2 separate regions of the Homo sapiens genome follow, and region 2 is linked to region 1. Evidence: read pairs that join two places in POLR2A ChIA-PET (ENCODE). Cell type or tissue: Panc1. All regions are shown on one strand. Each heading gives the region's core, and the rest is flanking DNA. Links, peaks and the distances in the headings are about the cores only.

What was found. Peaks named below come from ENCODE experiments on the same cell type or tissue, not always from the same donor. Only the 100,000 strongest peaks of a DNase experiment are listed, where the experiment ranks them.
Region 2: POLR2A ChIA-PET joins it to region 1 with 6 read pairs; 2 of 35 experiments call an interaction of 5 or more read pairs at or near these places.

Annotation. Positions count from the first base shown.
Region 1 is chr19:15,294,462-15,311,734 of GRCh38, forward strand. All of the region lies in intron 1 of BRD4 (bromodomain containing 4), which reads right to left. Among named protein-coding and RNA genes, the nearest start is that of BRD4, 29 kb to the right of the region's middle. RefSeq lists enhancers at 4,523-5,050, 5,477-6,184. In Panc1, for the core only: no CTCF peak of the experiment used is centred there; a DNase peak (open chromatin) is centred at 6,450; H3K27ac peaks cover 2,572 bases.
Region 2 is chr19:14,760,615-14,765,614 of GRCh38, forward strand. It overlaps ADGRE2 (adhesion G protein-coupled receptor E2), which reads right to left. Exons shown (of 21, transcript NM_013447.4): 9 at 4,910-4,956; 10 at 4,706-4,783; 11 at 3,819-3,996. Among named protein-coding and RNA genes, the nearest start is that of ADGRE2, 15 kb to the right of the region's middle. In Panc1, for the core only: no CTCF peak of the experiment used is centred there; no DNase peak of the experiment used is centred there.

The sequences.
Region 1 (17,273 bases), core at 5,716-10,715:
AAGCACTGAACTCAAGCGAAGCTTGGTTATCTTGCCACCTGGAAGGTTAGGTGTGGGAGGATGACACTAAAAGAACTGGCCCAGAAATCCAGGGCTAATTTTGTTCCCCTTTCCCACTGTTTTTGCAGAAATCTCAATATACCACAGGCAGCCAACAGCTCAGGAGAGGATCGTGCTCCAAATGTTCATCGAGCCAATCATTGGGACTTCTCTGCCAGGTTCCCAGGGAAGAATGTTGTAAATGATGGCTGGGTGCCATGGCTAATCCAAAATGAACAGAATCGCTATCTCCTCAGAGCCTGGGTCCCTAGGGCCTGGCCAACATCCAAGGTGCCTGGGACACAGACAGCCAGTGAGGGGCATCTGGAGCCCTGTGCAGTGAAGTAGCAGGCAGTCAAGGATATTGAAAGGTGTGCAGGCTGTCCCAGACCCCACGCCCAGAAGGCCATTCAGAGACCAAAGAACATGACTAACTCCAAAATGAAGATAAAAACTACAGTTCAGCTATGAATGTTTTCCGTCTAAACACTCAACACCATACTACTACTTTGTGCTGTTTACAATTTCCTAGCCTGCTATTAAATAAAAGGTTCCATAAAAGGGGGCAACAGCCCAGAAAACAAACCATATTGTTGAAGTTGAACCTCTGCCCATCCCAGAAAACCAGCTTGCTGGAGAAACCTGTGCCATGTCCCACTGCAGCCTGGGGGTGCCACGGTGTGTGTCTGGTGTCTATGCATACTGTATCCCTAGCACCTCATGGCACTGGGCATCTAACAAGAGCCCAGGGACTAGAGACAGGTTCCCGCATCTCTCTCACGGATGCACTTGCTGTTGCTAGCTCATGTGGCCTCCTGACCCTCGATTTCTTCTATCAATACACTAGGCTTTCTCTGCCGGGAATACCTTGTTCTCCAAGACACTCCATCTGGCTAAAATCTTTCCTTCAAAAGGCTTTCCGTGTGTCCTCCATTTTTGCTAATTTCAAGCCTGCCTTGGGTGGCTTTCCCAACTGTTGCTGTGGCCAGAATTTGCCTTATCACAATCACAGGGTATCTACTTAATGCTGAGAAACTAGATGCTTTCCCCCTGCATCTGGAACAAGACAAGCATATTCTTACTACTCTTTTTCAATCATACTTCAAGTCCGAACTAATGTAATAAGACAAGAAAAGGAAATGAGAGAGGCACAGATTGGGAAGGAAGAAATAAAACTGCCTTTGTGGGGGCTGCGTGCGGTGGCTCACGCCTGTAATCGCAGCACTTTGGGAGGCCGAGGCAGGTGGATCACCTGAGGTCAGGAGTTCAAGACCAGCCTGGCCAACATAGTGAAACTCTGTCTCTACTAAAAATACAAAAATTAGCCAGGCATAGTGGCACACGCCTGTAATCCCAGCTATTCGGAAGACTGAGGCAGGAGAACTGCTTGAACCCGGCAAGTGGAGGTTGCAGTGAGCTGAGATTGTGCCACTGCACTCCAGCCTGGGCAACAAAGGCGAAACTCAGTCTCCAAAAAAAACTGTCTTTGTTCACAGATATGATTGTTTAGGTAAAGAATTCCGGCCAGGCACATCACAAGGCCAGGAGATCAAGACCATCCTGGCCAACATGGTGATATCCCGTCTCTACTAAAAATACAAAAATTAGCTGGGGGTGGTGGCGCACGCCTGTAGTCCCAGCTACTCAGGAGGCTGAGGCAGGAGAATCGCTTGAACCCGGGAGAGAGAGGTTGCAGTGAGCCAAGATCGTGCCACTGCACTCCAGCCCGGCGACAGAGCGAGACTCCATCTCAAAATAAAAAAAAAAAGAATCCCGAAGACTCCTGGATAAGAAGCAAGGCTGCGAGATACACAAACATCAACTGCTTCTTTATATACCAGTAATGCACAATTACAAGCAACCACAGCATCTACCACACTGTAATGCTGTGGCCGCATTTGTTCCCCTTCTTCCAAGTGCATATTGGCATGGATAGTATCTAGTGAGTGCTTCGCAGGTTGACAGGCCTCAATGTGTGTTTGAAGAAAGCCAGAGATTAGCCACGATGGTCAGCCACACAAGGCCCAAAGCCTGAGGCAGAGGCTAGCACATGATGTCCGCAGACCAGCCAGTGTGTCTTTAGAGAGCAGTGGCGCGGAGAGTAAACTATGGCCGCTGAAGTGGACAGGGAGCCAAAAGGATCTGGATGTGAGGCAGCATCCCAAAGTGCAGTCTCCTGACCGTCCAGCCACACTGAGATTCTGAAGCACCACTCCGTCCAGCGGCAGAGCTTTAAGTTGGAAAATCCAGGGGCATAAAGGGAGACAAATCAACTTACTCTAAATCCTCTGAAAATTCCCTTAACAAAGGAGTTGTGTTGACAGAGACTTCTCTAATCTGAAGAGCAACTGTTTCTCCCTGGTTCTCTAGGCATATAACCCTTTCTGCCCACCTCTCATGGAGAGTAGGCTCTGACGGCAGAAGCCCCCCCCACCAACAGCCACCACATGAAACAAACAGATACTTCAAAGCCAGAAGATCTTTGTTCAGATCCTGCCCCTGGGCAGGCACCTCAGCCCCAGGTCCATCTTCTAGGTGGATTTCGTAACATCTACCTTGTATCTGTGAGGAGTAAACAAAAGATACATAAAAGCAGCCAGCATAGCTTCTAACAGATAGACGTTTAAAAGTTCCTTCCCCTTTGACACACAAAGTCACAGGATGTGATACAGCAGTAGCCCTCAGTTACATTAGCCCTCAGCTACATTCTTAACAAAAGACACAACATAGCATGGCAGCCAGGCCTGGCATGGTCTCCAGTTGTGCCCTCCCGTTGACCAGGCTGCACAGACTGCAGAGCCTTCCAAGCTGCTCCTTCTGCAGTCCTAAATCTACTTGAGAGCCGCTGCTAAGAAAACATCAGATGGACTATACTGCTGCTCCCTACCTTCCTGAATAAACAACGTACACACGATACAGAGAAGCACTGAGCCACTGCCACCGAACCCCCCCAAACCCTGGCTTCACAGAGTTTTAAAATCGCCTTGGGGTACTGCGGTTGCTTTTCAAGTCTTTTACCCATCAAAGCCTGACGCACTTCCACACATTCCTTTGTAGTGTTTACTGGACAAGTGCAAAGAACTAAGATACGCTCTGTATTTACAGAGCTAATGGGCCTCTTTCACAGCAAGTTGACATCTCATCTGCTTTTGGACATGCCTTTGCTCAGGGATCAGGTTTAGTGGGAGATGCCCCACCTGCTGGCAAATGGAATACAGCTGTGGACTCTAACCAGGCGTCCTCACTTCCTCTGTATGAAGCCAGCCTTCGTCACAGCAGATGATGTAAGAGGCAGAAACCAGCTGGAAAATTGCAGGTGAAATGGTAATGGCAGCATATAAGGACCATGCCCAGGAAACCCAAGGGACCAGGTGCAGCACGGTGAAAGAGTGCTGCCTACATGTGTGCCCATCCACAACCTCAAGCATTTCTGCAATCCTGCCTGCAAGATGAAAGAAAAGGAAGCATTACAGGAGATTCTATTACAACCAGTGGAATCTGCAGTTGGGAGAGCCACTATGAGGCACAAGATGATGGCCTGCCTCACAAGGGTTACAGCAGCACCCAACAATCCTGAGAAAAGATCCCTCTGTGCCTGCCTCTGCAGGCCCAATGACTCATAGCCAAATTTGGACTTTATTATAAGCAACAGTTTATTAAGGTGGGCTCTGCAAAAGGCACAAACACGGGTGGAGGTCCACAAACAAAAACACTTAGCGTAAGCACTGATGGAATATTTGGCCTGTTTTTGCCTTGAATCTTAGCTAAGTATGTACAGGACTGTAGTTAACTCAACGGCTTTCAAGAAAAATGCAAAATGCTTTCTTTGCATTCTTAATATAAAAGCTTGTGGTTGGCCGGGCACGGTGGCTCACGCCTGTAATCCCAGCACTTTGGGAGGCTGAGGCGGGCAGATCACGAGCTCAGGAGATCAAGACCAGCCTGCCCAGTATCTATTAAAAATACAAAAATTAGCCCGGCACGGTGGCAGGCGCCTGTAGTCCCAGCTATTCAGGAGGCTGAAGCAGAAGAATCACTTGAACCCGGGGGGCAGCGGTTGCAGTGAGCAGAGATTGCATCACTGCACTCCAGCCTGGGCAACAGGGCGAGACTCCAACTCAAAAAAAAAAAAAAAAAAAAAAAAAAAAAAAAAAAAAAAAGCTTGTGGTCACATCCCTTCTCTCCTCACCCCACCCTGAAAAAGAGATGAAAGAAATTCTATACAGCTTCCCTAACACTTTGAACTAAGCCAAAATTATAACAATCTACTTCCCACAACCAGAAAATCAGCTTAACAGAAAGAATGCCCAATCATTCAAATATCAATCCGACTCCGCCTAAGACCCAAAGAAAGAAAACAGGTCTCACACTAAGACATCCCCAAGCAGCCCAGGATAATTTCCTAGGATTCTGGCATTTGGGTAACTGCTGGCACATCGTGTCACCTTTACAGGTCACACCCCAGGTGTAGCAACAACCCTCTTCTGCCGGCACAGAGCCCTTCCCCAGTCATGGTGGCACCACAAACACTTGCAGTAAGTGGGCACATGGGGAGCAAACATGCTCAGCTATCATGGCTGCCCACCGGGGTGGCTAGGTATCCCCCATTTTGTAGAAATAGGCAGTGTCTTCCATCTGGGAAAGAAGAGGGGCTCTTGTCAGTCCTGTCTATTCCTGATCCACGTGTCTGTCTTAAGGGAGAAGGCCCCATCACTCTATGAGAAGTGACCATCACATAGAGAATGAACAGAATGACCCCTGCCATTTTAAAAAGAATTCCCCAAGACTAATGGTTGCTGGAGAGTTCTGTAACTTTCACAGAAACTCACACAATTCCTTTCTCATGATATATGTGCTCATATACCCATCAAAGTCTTTTACCCATCAAAGCCTGACACACTTCCACACATTCCGCACACAGATTGCTATGCTATGCCCACAGCAAAGTAATCAACTCAAGAGTCCCTTGGTGGTGGTGGTGGGTAGGGGGTGAATGAAGAAGACAGGTAAGGCCTGGGACATCCCCGCCATGGCCAAGCCCAGCTAAGAAGCTGGTCGACACAATTTTCGATTTTGTGATCCCCAGCTTCAAGCATAACTCTCAATATGGACACATGTAGAGACACACACAGAACAGGGACACATTTACAGGGACATGTTTCCATGGTTCCTTCAGTGGCCCAGCATGAGTGGATTCCTTGGTATGACGTTCTGTTTCCTTTTCCCTAAGGCAAGTCTGCATTAACCAGCTGGCTTCACTCAGGAGAGTGGGGCTCAACATTCCAGTGCTATGTGTCCTTACGGCAAGTGGCCACCCACTTCTGCACTTCACCCACCCAGGCCTGTTAAGGTTCACGAGGAAAACACGACTTAATTGCTGCTCCACAGAACTGCTGTTCTACAGAGAGCGTATGAAGAGCTGCCTCTCCATCTACAAAGAGAATCCCTTGGAGTTTGCACCTGGCCAGGCACAGTGATTCATGCCTGCAATCCCAGCACTTTGGGAGGCTGAGGTGAGAGGATCACTTGAGCCCAGGAGCTGGAGACCAACTGGACAACATAGTGAAACTCCACCTCTACTAAAAAATTTTAAAATTAGCTGAGTGTGGTGGTGTGTGCCTGTAGTTCCAGCTACTCTGGTGGCTGAGGAGGGAGGACCGCTTGAACCCGGGAGGCAGAGGCTGCAGTGAGACGTCACAGCCACTGCAACTGCTGCCTGGGCGACAGAGCAAGACCCTGATCCGATAAATAAATAAAAACAAATAAAAACCTATGTGTCGGCTGGGTGTGGTGGCTCACCCCTGTAATCCCAGCACTTTAGCAGGCCAATCACTTGAGGTCAGGAGTTCAAGACCAGCCTGGCCAACATGGTGAAACCCTGTCTCCACTAAAAAAAAAAATACAAAAAGCCAGGTGTGGCGGTGGGTGCCTGTAATCCCAGCTACTTGGGAGGCTGAGGTGGAAGAATCACTTTAATCTGGGAAGCAGAGGTTGCAGTGAGCAGAGATCGTGCCACTGCACTCCAGCCTGGGTGATAGTGGGAGACTCCATCTTAACAAAAACAAAAACAAAAAATCAAACAAAACCATGTGTGGGGTAGGGCAATCACCCGTAAGACAAAATAAAAAGATAAATATATACCAAAAAAAAAAAGAAAGAAAATGCACCTGGGAAGATGCTCCCCGTCACTAGTCATGAAGAAATACAAATCACAGCCACACTGATACCACTGCAAGACTATGTGAATCCACTGCTTCCCACCCCTAAAACCCTGACAATACCAAGTGCTAGTGAAGATGAGCAACGACTAAAACTCTCATCCACTGCTGATGAGGGCGAAAAATGATGCAACCCTCCAGAAACATCTGAGAGTTTCCTGTAAAGCTAAACATGTATTTATTCCAATGACCCAGCCATCTCACTTGCAGGTCTTTAACCAAAAGAAAGAAAAACATGTTCACACAAAGAACTGCATGTGAATAGCTTTAGCAGCTTCATTAAGAATCACCAAAAACTAGAAACCATCCACGTGTCCTTCAACTGAGAAATGCAGAAAAAGCTGGGGTCTATCCATATGATGAAACACTACTCAGCAATGAAAAGAAACAACTGAAACACTCCCACTAAGTAGTCAGATGACTCTAATAAACTATGTTAACGAAAAGAAGCCTGACTCAACCTCTACCTCCCCTGCATTGTATGATGCCATTTTCCATTTAATATGACATTCTAGAAAAAGCAAAATCATAGACACAGAAAACAGATCAATCGTTGCTGAGGAGCCGGACACGGTGGCTCACGCCTGTAATCCCAGCACTTTGGGAGGCCAAGGCGGGCAAATCACGACGTCAGGAGTTCAAGACCAGCCTGACCAACATGGTGAAACCCCGCCTCTACTAAAAATACAAAAATTAGTCGGGCATGGTGGTGCGCACCTGTAATCCCAGGTACTCAGGAGGCTGAAGCAGGAGAATCACTTGAACCCGAGAGGCAGAGGTTGCAGTGAGCCGAGATCGCACCACACTGCACTCCAGCCTGGGCGACAGAGCAAGACTACGTCTCAAAACAAAAAAAAAAAAGGCTGGGTGCAGTGACTCACGCCTGTAATCCCAGCACTTTGGGAAGCCGAGGTGGACAGATCACGAGGTCAGGAGATCGAGACCATCCTGGCTAACACAGTGAAACCTCATCTCTACTAAAAATACAAAAAATTGGCCAGGCATGGTGGTGGGCGCCTGTAGTCCCAGCTACTCAGGAGGCTGAGGCAGGAGAATGGTGTGAACCTGGGAGGCAGAGGTTGCAGTAAGCCGAAGACTGTGCCACTGCACTCCAGCCTGGGCGACAGAGCGAGACTCCGTCTCAAAGAAAAAAAAAAAAAAAAAAAAAAAAGTTGCTGAGTCTCACGCCTATGGTCCCAGCACATTAGGAGGATGAGGCAGGAGTATCATTTGAGGTCAGGAGTTTGAGACCAGCCTGGCCAACATGGTAAAACTCCATCTGCACTAAAAATACAAAAATCAGCTGGACATGGTGGCGCAGGCCTGTAATTCCAGCTACTTGAGAGGTTGAGACTCCAGAATTGCTTGAACCCAGCAGGCAGAGGTTGCAGTGAGCCAAGATTACGCCACTGCCCTCCAGTCTGGGAGACAGAGTGGGACTTCATCTCAAAAAAAAAAAAGGGGAATTTTATTGCATATAAACTTAAGAGAATAAACAAACCACATGCAGTACACCACCCTGACCCCCTTTAGACCTGGTACAGAGACCCCCCAGGACTGGGAGATGCTGCTTTGCAGGGAAGGCAGACAGACCTGCAAGTGCAGCAGGCAAGGACAGCCTGGTCTGAACCACGAGCTTCCATGCTAACCTGGGGGACTCTGAGTAACAGATGTTCTCAGCCTTGTGTTTCCTGTCTGTAAAACAGAGCAGTTCGGCCACGCACGGTGGCTCACGAGGTCAACAGATCAAGGCCAGCCTGGCCAACATGGCAAAACCCTGTCTCTACTAAAAATGCAAAAATTAGCCAGGCATCGTGGCACATGCCTGTAATTCCAGCAACTCAGGAGGCTGAGGCAGGAGAATTGCTTGAGCCCAGGAGGCGGAAGTTGCAGTGAGCTGAGATCGTGCCACTGCACTCCAGCCTGGACAACTGAGCAAGACTCCGACTCAAAAAAAAAAAAAAAAAAAAAAAAAAGGATTAAAAAATTAAAAAGTGCTTTTCTGGGCCGGGCGCAGTGGTTCACGCCTGTAATCTCAGCACTTTGGGAGGCCGAGGCGGGCGCATCACGAGGTTAGGAGATCGAGACCATCCTGGCTAAAACAGTGAAACCCCGTCTCTACTAAAAAATACAAAAAAAATTAGCCAGGCGTGGTGGCGGTCACCTGTAGTCCCAGCTACTTGAGAGGCCGAGGCAGGAGAATGGCGTGAACCCGGGAGGCGGAGCTTGCAGTGAGCCGAGATCGCGCCACTGCACTCCAGCCTGGGCCACAGAGCGAGACTCCGTCGCAAAAAAAAAAAAAAAAAAAGTGCTTTTCTGAAAGGAGGGCTCTAGTTAAGGTAAACCATGGTTCTGTGACTTGTGCTTTACACTGAGAGAACAAAGCAGCAAGACCAACAATCTTAAAGGAGTAATACACAGTCCATGTAGGGTACACTACCCCTGCATTCACATCAACTGGAGAAGAGAAGCTATTTCCAGCTCAAAGTAGGGGAAAGTTAATACATAGCTATTCAAGAGTGTTTATGTACAGACAGTTAATCTTGAGAAATCCAAATTGTGTGGCTAGAACAAAGCTACTGTTTACAATATTTTTCATACTAATGCTTCCTGGAGGACCTTCCTTGGCCCCATGTTTAAATTTTGATTAAATGTCAAACTAGTAAAACTATTTGCCTATGCGGGGATGGGGCGGGGGGAGAAGACGGTTAGGCAACACAGTGCCAAATTCAAAACTCCGTACTAGCTCTGACAGCGAACACCTTTAGATTCAGAGGAGAAAAGTAGCCTTAAACAGGACAATTCAGCCTATCTACTGAGATCATCTTATCAAAAGGAGTAACTGTCATTACAATAAAATGCAATACAACAATACAATAAAATGCAACAAAGCCACGAAGAAGGAAAAAGGCTGCCCAGCATTCTAGCACCTATTTGCACAATTAGCCCACAGAGTTACTTACAAACAATATTCCCCTTATATAGTCTGTGTTCTGTTTTTGATGGGGCACTGAATACAGAACCTATCTGCCAACTTTAACTGTAATGCGATAACCAGAGCTCACACAACCACTTCTCGACTGTTTCTGTCAGGATGTTTCCAGTTTTTTAAGTATCAACATTACAGGGTTGAGAAGGACCAACAAGCATTTGATGGCTAATGATGACAAAGTCCTTGATCAAGATGCCAGCAAGAACATTCACCACAACAGACTCCATGCAGAATGCTTGGAGTGATGCCCTCTGAGCCCCAAAGCACTTGCTCTCACATTTGACCACCAAGGTAGGATGAAAGAGCTCAGGGTACAAAGAAATATCCACTCATCCGTCACAGTGAAGGATTACCTTCATTATGTCCTCTCCAGAGGTAAACCCAAAGTCCCTCTGATCGCTAACTTTTTTACACTTACCACATAATCCCAACCCACTCTATTCTTCCGCAAGTCATTCAGAGAAGGCATACGGTGGTGACATAAATGCTGACGACTACCAGGTCCCCCGGATCTCCAGCCGTCTGTTTGTTTGCCCACAGGAACACACAGTGTGTGCTGGCAATAACTAAACAAGCTTTTCTGCCCAAGGAGGCTGAGCTCACTCAGTGCCTCGAGGCTCCCCACCATAGTTACAAGTGCTGGCCTAACCAAGCTGTGCCTGGAATCAGCCTTGTCACTGTGCCGGGGGAGTAGGAAACAGTTAAAACACATTTTTATGCTTTCATTTCTATAATAAATGCATCAGATATCACATGAAATCAGCTCTAGGACTGACTGAGCACCTGCCTGCTATACATTTTCCAGGCCGCCAGTGCCCTGCCAGGGGATGTGCTGAGCAGCCAAACCCAGCCTGGCCATGATGCTTGTAGTAAGCTGGCAGACAATGTACGAGCAACAACTTTCCCAGTTAAGCGCCAACTTTCCCTGAGTGTCCACATGCTTAGGGAAGAAGGTTGGACTTAAACCAACAAGCAATTACTGAATGCTTACTGAGACATGGGGCTCAATGTGTCTGTATGCTGTATTCCGACCTCACAAGAACCTCGCACAGGGCAGGGATTAGGGTCTCAGTTTTGCAGCCAAGGAAGCTGATGCGAGAAGAAATCGGTAATTCATCTAAGGTCACACCTGACTCCTCACCTTATACCCCCAAAAAATCATTTCCTGATGGATCAAGGGCATGAATTGGAAGGGCAAAACCTTACAACTTCCAGAAGAAAATATAAAATATATTTCACTTCAGGATAGTGTTCTTCCCACCAACCGTAAAACAAAGATTCATAAATTCACCTACATTAAAATTAAGACCATCTTTTTTTTTTTTTTTTTTTTGAGACGGAGTTGTTGCCCAGGCTGGAGTGCAATGGCGCGATCTCAGCACACCACAACCTCCACCTCCTGGGTTCAAGCGATTCTCCCGCCTCAGCCTCCCGAGTAGCTGGGATTTCTCCCACCTCAGCCTCCCAAGTAGCCAGGCAGGAGCCACCACGCCTGGCTAATTTTGTATTTTTAGTAGGGACAGGGTTTCTCCATGTTAGTCAGGCTGGTCTCAAACTCCTGACCTCAGGTGATCCACCTGCCTTGGCTACCCAAGTGCTGGGATTACAGGCATGAGCCACAGCACCCAGCCTGAAATGTTATTTCTTAATAATAAGACTTGAAAGGTGAAACTGATCCATGGGCTGCTGTATGGATGTTTTAGCAGGCACGAAAACATTCACCTCCTTGTGCATGTCCATCAGAGGTCTTGGGTGACAAGGTGCATCACCAATGAGTTGTAATATTTTGAAAAATATTTTTTCTAAGCAGTAGGTCTCAACAGCGGGCTTAAAATATTCTGCAAATGATGCTGTAAACAGATGTGCTGTCACCCAGACTTTGTTTTTCCCTTTACAGAGCACAGGCAGAGTAGATTTAGCATAATTTAGATTTACCATAATTCTTAAGGTCCTTGGATATTCAGAATGGCTAATGAGCAGTAGCTTCAACTTAAAGTCATCAGCTACAGTAGCCCCTAATGAGAGGCAGCCTGTCCTTTGAAGCCAAGTATTGATTTTTCTACAGCTATAAAAGCCTAGATGGCATTTTCTTCCAATAAACTATTTTGTCTACACTAAAATGTTTACTGTAGCCACCTTTATCAATTATCTTAGCTAGATCTGGATAACTTGCTACAGTTTTTCCATCAGCACTTGCTGCTTCACCTTGCACTTTTATGTTTTGGAGATGGCTTCTTTCCTTAAACCTCATGAACCAACCTCTGCTGGCTTCAAACTTTTCTTCTGCAGCTTTCTCACCTCTTTCAGCCTCCAAAGAATTGAATAGAGTTACTACGGCCTTGCTAGATTAGGCTTTGGCTTAAGGGAATATTGCAGCTGACCTGATCTATCCAGACCACTACAACTTTCTCCATGTCAGCAATAAGGTTGTTTCACTTTCTTATCACTCAGGCATTCACTGGAGTCACACTTTTAATTTCCTTCGAGAACTCCTTTGCATTCACAATCTGGCTAACTCTCTGGCTTAAGCAGCCTAGCTTTTGGCTTTCAAAATATGTTATTGGCCTTTTAGCGTTGTTAAAGGGTATTGCTCTGTCATCCAGGCTGGAGTGCAGTGGCATGATCACAGCTCGCTGCAGCCTCAACCTCCTAGGCTCAAGCAATCCTCCCATCTCAGCCTCCCAAGTAGCTGGGACCACAGGCGTGTGCCACCATGCCTGGCTACTTTTTCCATTTTTTTTATGAAGACGAGGCCTCACTATGTTGCCCAGGCTGGTCTCAAACTCTTGTCCTCAAGCGATCCTCCCACCTACGCCTGCCAAAAAATGCTAGGATTACAGGCATGAACCCCACGCCTGGCCATTTTTAGCTTCTGACTTGGTGTGAGAGACGCGAGACCCTTCCTTTCATCTGAACACTTTAAAGGCTATTATAGGGTTATTAACCGGCCTAATTTTAAGACAGTTGTGTCTCAAGGAATAGAGAGGTCTGAGGAGAGGAAAAGAGATGGGAAATAGTCAGTAGCTGGAGCAGTCAGAACACAAACATTTATAGACTGAATTCACCTTCTTAGATGGACATGGTTTGTGGTTCCCCAAAACTATGATAATGACACCCAAAATCACTGATCACGAATCATAACAGATATAATAGTCTGAAACGTTGGTCACATTACCAAAATGTGACACAGAGATGAAGTGAGCACACGCTGTTGGAAAAATGGCACTGATAAAAGACTTGCTCAATGCAGGGTCACCACAAATTCTCAATTTGTAAATAAAAAAACCGCAATTATCTGCAAAGCACAATAAAACGAGGTATACCTATACATGCAACAAACACAAAACCGGTAAACTCAAAATTCAGGATGGGCAAGGAAATGAAGTAGGGAAAGGAACACACACAGGAAGCAGAGGTGACTGAACTGGTCAGGCCAAGTCTCCTCAAGTTGAGTGACACAAATCAGAATCACTCAAAATTGAAAGGCTAACCAAAACACTGCACCGTCAATCACCTACAGCACCTTCAGTGAAGTAAGAGCGCTGCAGGGTGGGTAGGAGCAATTCCCTCTGCTGTGCTTGACCCTCATCAGTAACAAGCAGAGCTAACTCTGACAGGTGGATGGAGTGCTTCTGCTACCCAATCTCACTGACAGGGAAACAGGATCAAAGATTAAGCAACCTGCTCCAGATCACTGCCAATGTCTCCAAATTCCAGTGGGTGAATGTCCATTTTGAGCTTCAGTACCACTAGTCACAGTGGTACTCATCTGTGCACCTGCTTAGGTAGTATATTCCATTTTCAGCAAGTTCTAATTGCCCATATAAAACACATCAGAGGTACAGAGATCTTTAAGCACAAAATGCAACACTGAGTCTATCTCATGCCCTTTCCAGGACAAGACAATGCCAAAAAGGAAAAAAGCCTGGGCGCGGAAGTGAGCACCTATAGTCCCAACTACTTGAGAGGCTGAGGAGGGAAGAGGATGTCCTGAGCCCAGGAGTTCTGGGCTATATTGCATGGTGCCAATCAGGTGGCCGCACTACGTTTGGCATCAGTGTGGTGACCTCCAAGGAGTGGGTACTACCAGATTGCCTAAGAAGGGGTGAACCAGCCCAGGTCGGCCAGATGTGGTGGCTCACACTTGTAATCCCAGCATTTTGGGAGGCCCTGGCGGGCGGATCGCTTGAGGCCGGGAGTTCGAGACCAGCCTGGCCAACAAGGCAAAACCCCAACTATATTAAAATACAAACATTAACTGGGCATGGTGGCGGGCATCTGTAATCTCAGCTACTCAGGAGGCTGTGGCACAAGAACTGCTTGAACCCGGGAAACAGGCTGCAGTGAGCCAAGACTGTGCCACTGCACTCCAGCCTGCACAAAAGAGTGAGTGAGACTCCGTCTCAAAAAAAAAAAAAAAAAAAAAGTTGCGGGGCCGGGGGGGGGGGGGGGGGTGGGTCGCGTAGTGAAGAAAAAAAAGAAAGGGGGCAAGTCAAAACTCCCATACCTATCAGCAGTGGGGTCATGCATGTGACTCACCACTGTACTCCAGCCTGGGCAACACAGTGGAGACCTCGTCTCTTAAAACGGTAGGTTGGCTGGGCGCGGTGGCTCACCCCTGTAATCCCAGCACTTTGGGAGGCCCAGGCGGGTGAATTACGATGTCAGGAGTTCGAGAGCAGACTGGCCAATGTGGTGAAACCCTGTCTCTACTAAAAATACAAAAATTAGCTGGGTGTGGTGGCGTGCACCTGTAGTCCCAGCTACTCAGGAGGCTGAGGCAGAACAATCGCTTGAACCCAGGAAGCGGACGTTGCAGTGAGCCAAGATTGCGCCACTGCACTCCCGCCTGGGCAACAGAGCGAGAGTCTACCTAAAAAAAAAAAAAAGTAATAGTATAAGCTGTGACACTGGATGAAGAAAGTGGCAAAAATAAAAATTTGTAAGAAAAAAATTGAGGACATAAATTTTTAAAAAGGGGGCAAAAAACATAAGCTGAAACTCCTTAAACTTTAAACATCTGGGCTGGGCGCGGTGGCTCAAACTTGTAATACCAGCACTTTGGGAGGCCGAGGCGGGAGGATCACGAGGTCAGGAGTTTGAAACCAGCCTGCCCAGCATGGTGAAACCCCGTCTCTACTAAAAATACAAAAAATTAGCCGGGCATGGTGGCACACGACTGTAGCCCCAGCTACTTGGGAGCCTGAGGCAGGAGAATTGCTTCAACCCAGCAGGTGAAGGTTGCAGTGAGCCAAGATTGCACCACTGCACTCCAGCCTGGGAGACAGAGCAAGACTCCATCTCAACAAACAAACAAACAAACAAACAAAAATAAAAACTTTAGGGCCGGGTGCGGTGGCTCACACCTGTAATCCCAGCACTTTGGGAGGCTGAGGCGAGCAGATCACAAGGTCAGATCAAGACCATCCTGGCTAACACGGCGAAACCCCATCTCTACTAAAAATACAAAAAATTAGCCAGGCGTGGTGGTGGGCGCCTGTAATCCCAGCTACTCGGGAGGCTGAGGCAGGAGAATGGCATGAACCCAGGAGGTGGAGCTTGCAGTGAGCAGAGCAGAGATTGTGCCACTGTACTCCAGCCTGGGCGACAGAGCAAGACTCCACCTCCAAAAAAAAAAAAAAAAAACCAACAAACTGTCAATCTCTGGTAGGTTTAAAAGGAATCTTTGCTATCATCTAAAAGACAAACAACAATTGTCGGCAAAGATGTGGAGAAACTGGAACCCTCATATGTCCAGCAATGTAAAATGGGGCAGCCACTGTAAAACAGTCTGGCAGTTCCTCCAAAAGGTTAAAACATAAATAATGAATGTCCCAGAAATTCCTCCCCTACGCATATGCCAAGAGAAAGGGAAACATTTCTACATAAAAAGTGTGTGTGGGCACTCACAGAGGTATTATTCATAAGAGCCAAAAACTAGAAACCAAAATATCCATGAACTGATGAACGGATAGTGTCATTTCTAAGGATACAACCAGATTTTCTGAAATTGGGGGTAGGGGAGGGGAATCAAAGATGTTTCCTTCTCAAGGAGCAAACCGGGTAGTGTGGCAATCAATTCTGAGGCTCCATGCTGCCCTTCCAAGGACTGAGGTACTGTACCCAAGAATCACTGTGCCGGAGTGAAGGACAAAGCAATCAAGTCATCCAGGCACAAGTCACAGAACACTGAGTGCGGAGAGAGGCAGAGCTTGCCAATCTGGCTTCACCGGGGGCTCCTCTCACCTGTTCTCTGTCTGCTCAAGAGTTGGTAAGCACCCTCGCACTTAAAACATTCCAAAACCCAAGCTTTTGTGGTTACATTCTGAGGCAATGCATAGAGAAATGTTAATTCTGTGAGCCTTTTCAAGGTGACATCAAGACAGAAACTACTTGCTGTGGAAATCATTGTACAAAGTGGGTAGGAGTGAGAAGCCCACTGATAGGATGAGTCCCCTGGGAGCTGATGAAAGGGTGAGATCCAATCCATTTTTAAACAGTCCTTTTTTTTTTTTTTTTTTGAAAGAGAGTCTCACTTTGTTGACCAAGCTGAAGTGCAATGGCGTGATCTCAGCTCACTGCAACCTCCGCCTCCTGGGTGACTGGAACTATAGGAGCATGGCACCATGTCCGGCTGATTTTTGGATTCCCCCCCCCCCCCCCCCCCCCCGAAGGAGTCTCACTCTGTGGCCCAGGCTGGAGTGCAGTGGCGCGATCTAGGCTCACTGCAAGCTCCGCCTCCCGGGTTCACGCCATTCTCCTGCCTCAGCTTCCTCAGTAGCTGGGACTACAGGTGCCCACCACCACGCCTGGCTAATTTCTTCTATTTTGAGTCGAGACAGGACTTCACCGTGTTAGCCAGGAGGTCTCAATCTCCTGACCTCGTGATCCGCCCGCCTCGGCCTCCCAAAGTACTGGGATTACAGGCGTGAGCCACCGCGCCTGGCCAATTTTTATAGTTTTTATTAGAGACGGGGTTTCACCATACTGGCCAGGCTGGTCTCAAACTCCTGATCTCAGGTGATCCACCTGCCTCGGCCTCCCAAAGTGCTAGGATTACAGGCATGAGCCACCGTGCCTGGCCTTAAACAGTCCTTTAGGCAGTCCTGAAAGACACCTGGCTGCACCACTGTTTGAACCATCTCCCGTACCTTTGTGCCTACTCTTCACCGATGCCCAATATCCATCCCCAAAATCAGTTTCCGTGTGGAGGCAGGATATGGGGAATTTAAAGCCCCTCAGCAGGCTTCCGCACCCACGTTCTTAGTTCTAACATGTGTTCAAAAAGTAAGCAAGATGGCCAGGAGCAGGGGCTCATGCCTGTAATCCCAGCACTTTGGGAGGCCGAGGCAGGTGGATCCCTTGAGGCCAGGAGTTTGAGACCAGCATGGCCAACATGGCGAAACCCTGTCTGTATTAAAAATACAAAAATTAGCCAGGCATGGTGGCAAGGGGCCTGTAGTCCCAGCTACTTGAGAGGCTGAGGCACGAGAATTGCTTGAGCACAGGAGGCGGAGGTTGCGGTGAGTCGAGATCGTGCCACTGCACTCCAGCCTGGGCAACAGAGCGAAACTCTGTCTCAAAAAAAAACAAAAAAACAAAAAACAGTAGGCAGGTGGATATTTGCACACTCATGTTCACTGCTGTATTATTCACAACAGCCAAGAGGTGGAAGCAACCCAACTCCATCAACAAAGGAGTGGAATTCTGACATGCTACAACACGGATGGACCTGGAGAACAGGTTATTATGCTTAGTGAAGTAAGCCAGTAACAAAATTCTAAATACTGTCTGAATCGGCCAGGTGCAGTGGCTCACGCCTGTAATCCCAGTACTTTGGGAGGCAGAGGTGGGTGGATCACCTGAGATCAGGAGTTCAAGACCAACCTGGCCAACATGATGAAACCCTGTCTCTACTAAAAATACATTAAAAAAAAAAAAATTAGCCAGGCATGGTGGCGGGTGCCTGTAATCCCAGCTACTTGAGAGGCTGAGGCAGGAGAATCACTTGAACCCGGGAGGCA
Region 2 (5,000 bases), core at 1-5,000, 540 kb before region 1:
AAACAAAAAAAAAAAATTCGAAGTCCTCTCCCGCCCCCCTCAAAACCATCTGAATGGACTTCCTTTTTGGCCAGGGCACTCTAAATTTAACTGGAAAGACTAGTTCAGGCTATGGTGGGAAGTGGGGGGTCTGACATGTGTCATGCCCTCCTCCCTTTTGGAGTTGAGGAAAAGCTGACCAGCATTTAACATAACACAGACCTGAAGCTTAATAAGGAACATTTACCATCTATTCTCTCTGAAGCCTGATACCTGAAGAGTTCATCTGGATGATACAACTTCAGCCTTTACAGCCCCTTATCGTATTCCAGACATTCTTTTCTATGGATAATAACTCCTTCAACCAACTGCCAATCAGAAAAGCTTAAATCTACCTATAATCTGGAAGCACCCGCCCCACACCTCCACTTCAAATTGTCCTGCATTTCTGGACTGAACCAATGTATAGCTTAAACATATTTGATTGATGTCTCATGTCCCCCTAAAATGTATAAAACCAAGTTGCGGGGGCAGGCGTGGTGTCTCACGCCTGTAATCCCAGCACTTTGGGAGGCCGAGGCAGGCGGATCACGAGGTCAGGACATCAAGACCATCCTGGTTAACATGGCGAAACCCTGTCTTTACTGAAAACACACAAAATAATTAGCCGGGCGTGGTGGCGGGCGCCTGTAGTCCCAGCTACTTGGGAGGCTGAGGCAGGAGAATCGCTTGAACCCGGGAGGTGGAGTCTACAGTGAGCCAGGATCGCACCACTGCACTCCAGCCTGGTTGACAGAGCAAGACTCTGTCTCCAACAGAAGACAACAACAACAACAATCACAACAAGCTGTACCACGACTACCTTGTGATATAGAAGTTAAAAAGGAATTATTTAGGCAGAGAGTGTGGGTAAGGAAGTCCTGGGTAAGTCTTTCCTTTTAATGAAAATCAGCCCCTATATCATTTTTTTTTTTTCTAACAAAGAGCAGCCTGTAAAATCGAGCTGCAGACATAGGCAAGCAAGCTGGAAGCCTGCACAGGTGAATGCTGGCAGCTGTGCCAATAGGAAAAGGCCACCTGGGACTAGGCATGTTGAAAATGGCGGCTCCATCTTCCCATCTCTTTGCCAACCACGTATACAGTAAGGAGCTGGCGAAGACTCCATTTGCATAATAAGATTAGGGTGGGGCAGCCAGCTTCCCTGCACCTTATGTAAACGTCACACCTGTTCCAACCAATCTTTGGGCCCTATGTAAATTAGACACTGCCTCCTCAAGCCTGTCTATAAAATCCGGTGCCCTCTGGCATGGGTGGGAAGTCCCATTTGGGCATTCCTTTCTCTCACAAGAGAGAGAGTTGTTCTCCTTTCTCTTTCTTTTGCCTATTAAACCTCCACTCATAAACTCACTCCTGGTGTGTGTCTGTGTCCTTAATTTTCTTGGCATGAGGCAATGAACCTCAGGTATTACCCCAGAAAACAACACCACTTCACTTGGGAATATGTTCTCAGGGGCTCCTGAGGGCTGTGTCACGGGCCATGGTCAGTCATACATTCATATTTAGCTCACAATAAATCTCTTCAAATATTTTACAGAGTTTGACTCTTTTTGTCAACAGCCAAAAGGTGGAAACAACCCAAATGTCCATCAATGGATGGATGGATAAAAAAAAAAAAAGTGATGTATTCATACAATAGAATAGTATTCAGCCATGAAAAAGAATGAAATATTGATAAATGCTATGGCATGCATGAACCTCAAAACCATTATGCTAGGTGAAAGGAGCTAGACTAGATGGTCACATATTGTATGATTCCATTTATGTGAGATATCCTGATTAGGAAAATCCATGGAAACAGAAAGCAGATTAGCGGCTGCCATGGGTTGGAGGAAGGGAGGAATGAGGAGTGGTTGCTTACCATGTGCAGTGTTCACTTTTGGGCTGATGCAAGCATTTTAGAAATAGAGGTGACGGTTGTATAACTTTCTGAATATACTAGATTCTACCGAAACACACGCTTTTAAAATTTTTTCTTATTTTTATTTTTAATTTTAATTTTTTTGTTTGAGATGGAGTGGCACTCTGTCTCACGTAGTCTGGAGTGCAGTGGTGCAAACTTGGCTCACTGCAACCTCTGCCTCCCAAGCTCAAGTGATTCTCCTGCCTCAGCCTCTTGAGTAGCTAGGATTACAGGTGTGCACCACCACGCCTGTCTAATTTTTGTATTTTCAGTAGAGATGGGGTTTCACTATGTTGGCCAGGCTGGATTTGAACTCCTGACCTCAAGTGATCCACCCATTTCAGCCTCCCAAAGTGCTAGGATTACAGGTGTGAGCGCCTGGCATTACAGGCACGCCCCACGTGAAACAGACACTTTAAAGTGGTGAACTTGATGTTATGTGAATTTTATCTTAATAAAATTAATGCTATATGCATTTTCATGCTTTAAAAATTATTATGCAGGCCGGGCGTGGTGGCTCACGCCTGTAATCCCAGCACTTTGGGAAGCCGAGGCAAGTGGATTATGCACAAGGTCAGGAGATCGAGAGACCATCCTGGCTAACACGGTGCAACCCCGTCTCTACTAAAAATACAAAAAATTAGCTGGGCGTGGTGGCGGGCACCTGTAGTCCCAGCTACTCGGGAGGCTGAGACAGGAGAATGCTGTCAACCCAGGAGGCGGAGCTTGCAGTGAGCCGAGATCACGTCACTGCTCTCCAGCCTGGGCGACAGAGTGAGACTCTGTCTCAAAAAAACAAAACAAAACAAAACAAAACAAACAAAAACAAACAAGAAAGAAATCATACTTAGAGATCAAATGATATTAATTTATAGTATTCCAAATTAAATAAATTGTTCTCTTTTGAAGTGATTTCTATTTTGTTATTTTAAATTCTTCATCATAATTATTTACTGCTGATAATTCATATTACAATGAAAATGCATGTTATTTATGCATTTCTTTTTCCTTTCCTTTCCTTCTTTCTATTCTTCCTTCTTCCTCTACTCCTCTCCTCCTCCTCCTGTGCTCCTCCTCCTCTCCTCCTCTCCTCCGCTCTTTCTCGTCTCCTCCTCCTCTCCTCCTTCTCTTCTCCTCCTCTTCTCCTTCTCCTCCTCCTATCTTCCTCTGCCTCCTCTCCTCCTCCATTCCTCCTCCTTCTCCTCTCCTCCTCCTCCTCTCCTCCTCCTTTTCTCCTCCTCCTCTCTTTCTCCATTCCTCCTCTTCCTCCTCTCCTCCTCCTTCTCTCCTCCTCCTCTCCTCCCCATCCTGTCCTCCTCCTCCCGTCCTCTTCCTCTTGTCCTCCTCCTCCCATCCTCTTTCCTCCTCTTCCTCCTCCCCTCCTCTCCTCCTGTCCTCCTCCTTCTGTCCTCCCCCTCCTGCCCTCTTCCTCCTTTTTCTTCCTCTTTATCCTCCTCCTCCTCTTCACCTCCTCCTCCTTCTCTTCTTCTTCTTCTTCCTCCTCCTCCTCTTCGTCTTCTCTTTTTTGAGATGGGGTCTTGCCCTGTGAACCAGGCTGGAGTACAGTGATGCAATCATAGTTCACTGCAGACTCAACCTCCTGGGCTCAAGCGATCCTCTCACCTCAGCCTCCCAACTAGCTGGGGCCACAGTTGTGCCATCACATCTGTCTAATTTAAAAGATTTTTTTTTTTTTGTAGAGATTGAGTATTGCCATCTTGTCCAGACTGGTATGTATTTCTTTTTAATCTCTTATTTTAGTTTGTCGATGAGAGTAACACTGATATACAGGTGTGGTCACTTGGCTCTGGTGGGACTGGGAAAGGAAGGAGACAGAAAACATGCAGAGCTGGAGTCTGGGGCAGACCCAGGGACCTACCTGTGCCTGCAGGATAACTGAAGTTCAACAGCCCATTGGAAAGGTTCTTGCTCAGGCCTCTGAGGACATCCTCTAGGCCATCCAGCAGGTGACTGGCCACACAGTGCTGCTGTAAGCGGGGCAGGGTCTCCAGGTCCCCAGGGGCCTCCAGCAGCTCATCCAGCGCCTGTAAGATGCTCTGGAGGGATGTGGACACAGACCTAGTGAGCCATGGGCCAGAGGGCCCGCATGAAGACTCCAACCGCTCAGCCCCAGGGAACAGATCCTAGAGACTGTCTATCTGGGGGATGAAGATGGCATTGGCGGCTGGGCGCGGTGGCTCACGCCTCTAATTCCAGCACTTTGGGAGGCCGATGAGGGTGGGTCACAAGGTCAGGAGATCGAGACCATCCTGGCCAACATGGTGAAACCCCGTCTCTACTAAAAATACAAAAATTAGCCGGGCGTGGTGGCGTGTGCCTGTAATCCTAGCTACTCAGGGGGCTGAGGGAGGAGAATCGCTTGAACCCGGGAGGCAGAGACTGCAGTGAGCTGAGATCGGGCCACTAAACTCTGGACTGGCGACAGAGTGAGACTCCGTCTAAAAAAAAAATGACATTGGATGGGATTCCCTAGGTGATCCTTGACTCTGGTTATGGCCCCTCAGAGGCCAACACTTCTGTGCAATATCAATGCTGACCTAAACCCAAAGTCCAGGGAAAGCAAGAGGAAAGATATTAAGTGCACTTGGGTGTCCATTAGCTTCCACCAGCCCTGAAAGATGCTGGGAGTCAGACCAGCACCCACTGCATTGGGTCCTGTCCCCTCCCAGACCCAAACTGCCCCAGGCCTCTGTGGGATGCAGCCACCTTCCTGCCTCGCCCCCTTGCCCTGGGTCCTGTCCTTACCTGGATGGTGTTATTGGCCAAGCCTGGCTTGTAGTCTCTGCCCAGGTCCTGGACTTTGTCGAAGAATCGGGAAAGCGTCTGCAGAGAGAGGAGATGTGGGGGTCAGAGAGCCTGGACGGCGGGTGGGAAGTTTAGAACAAGGAGACGGATGCAGTGCTGTGTGGATGGAGTTCCCGCCGCCTCGTCCCTGTGGGGGCCACTCACCTGGCTGTGGACTCCAGGGGGCGGGGTCCAGGTGGAGAAAGTCATATCTGTAGGGAACAAGACAAGCGGCTCATTAGGCGGGAGCGTGTCA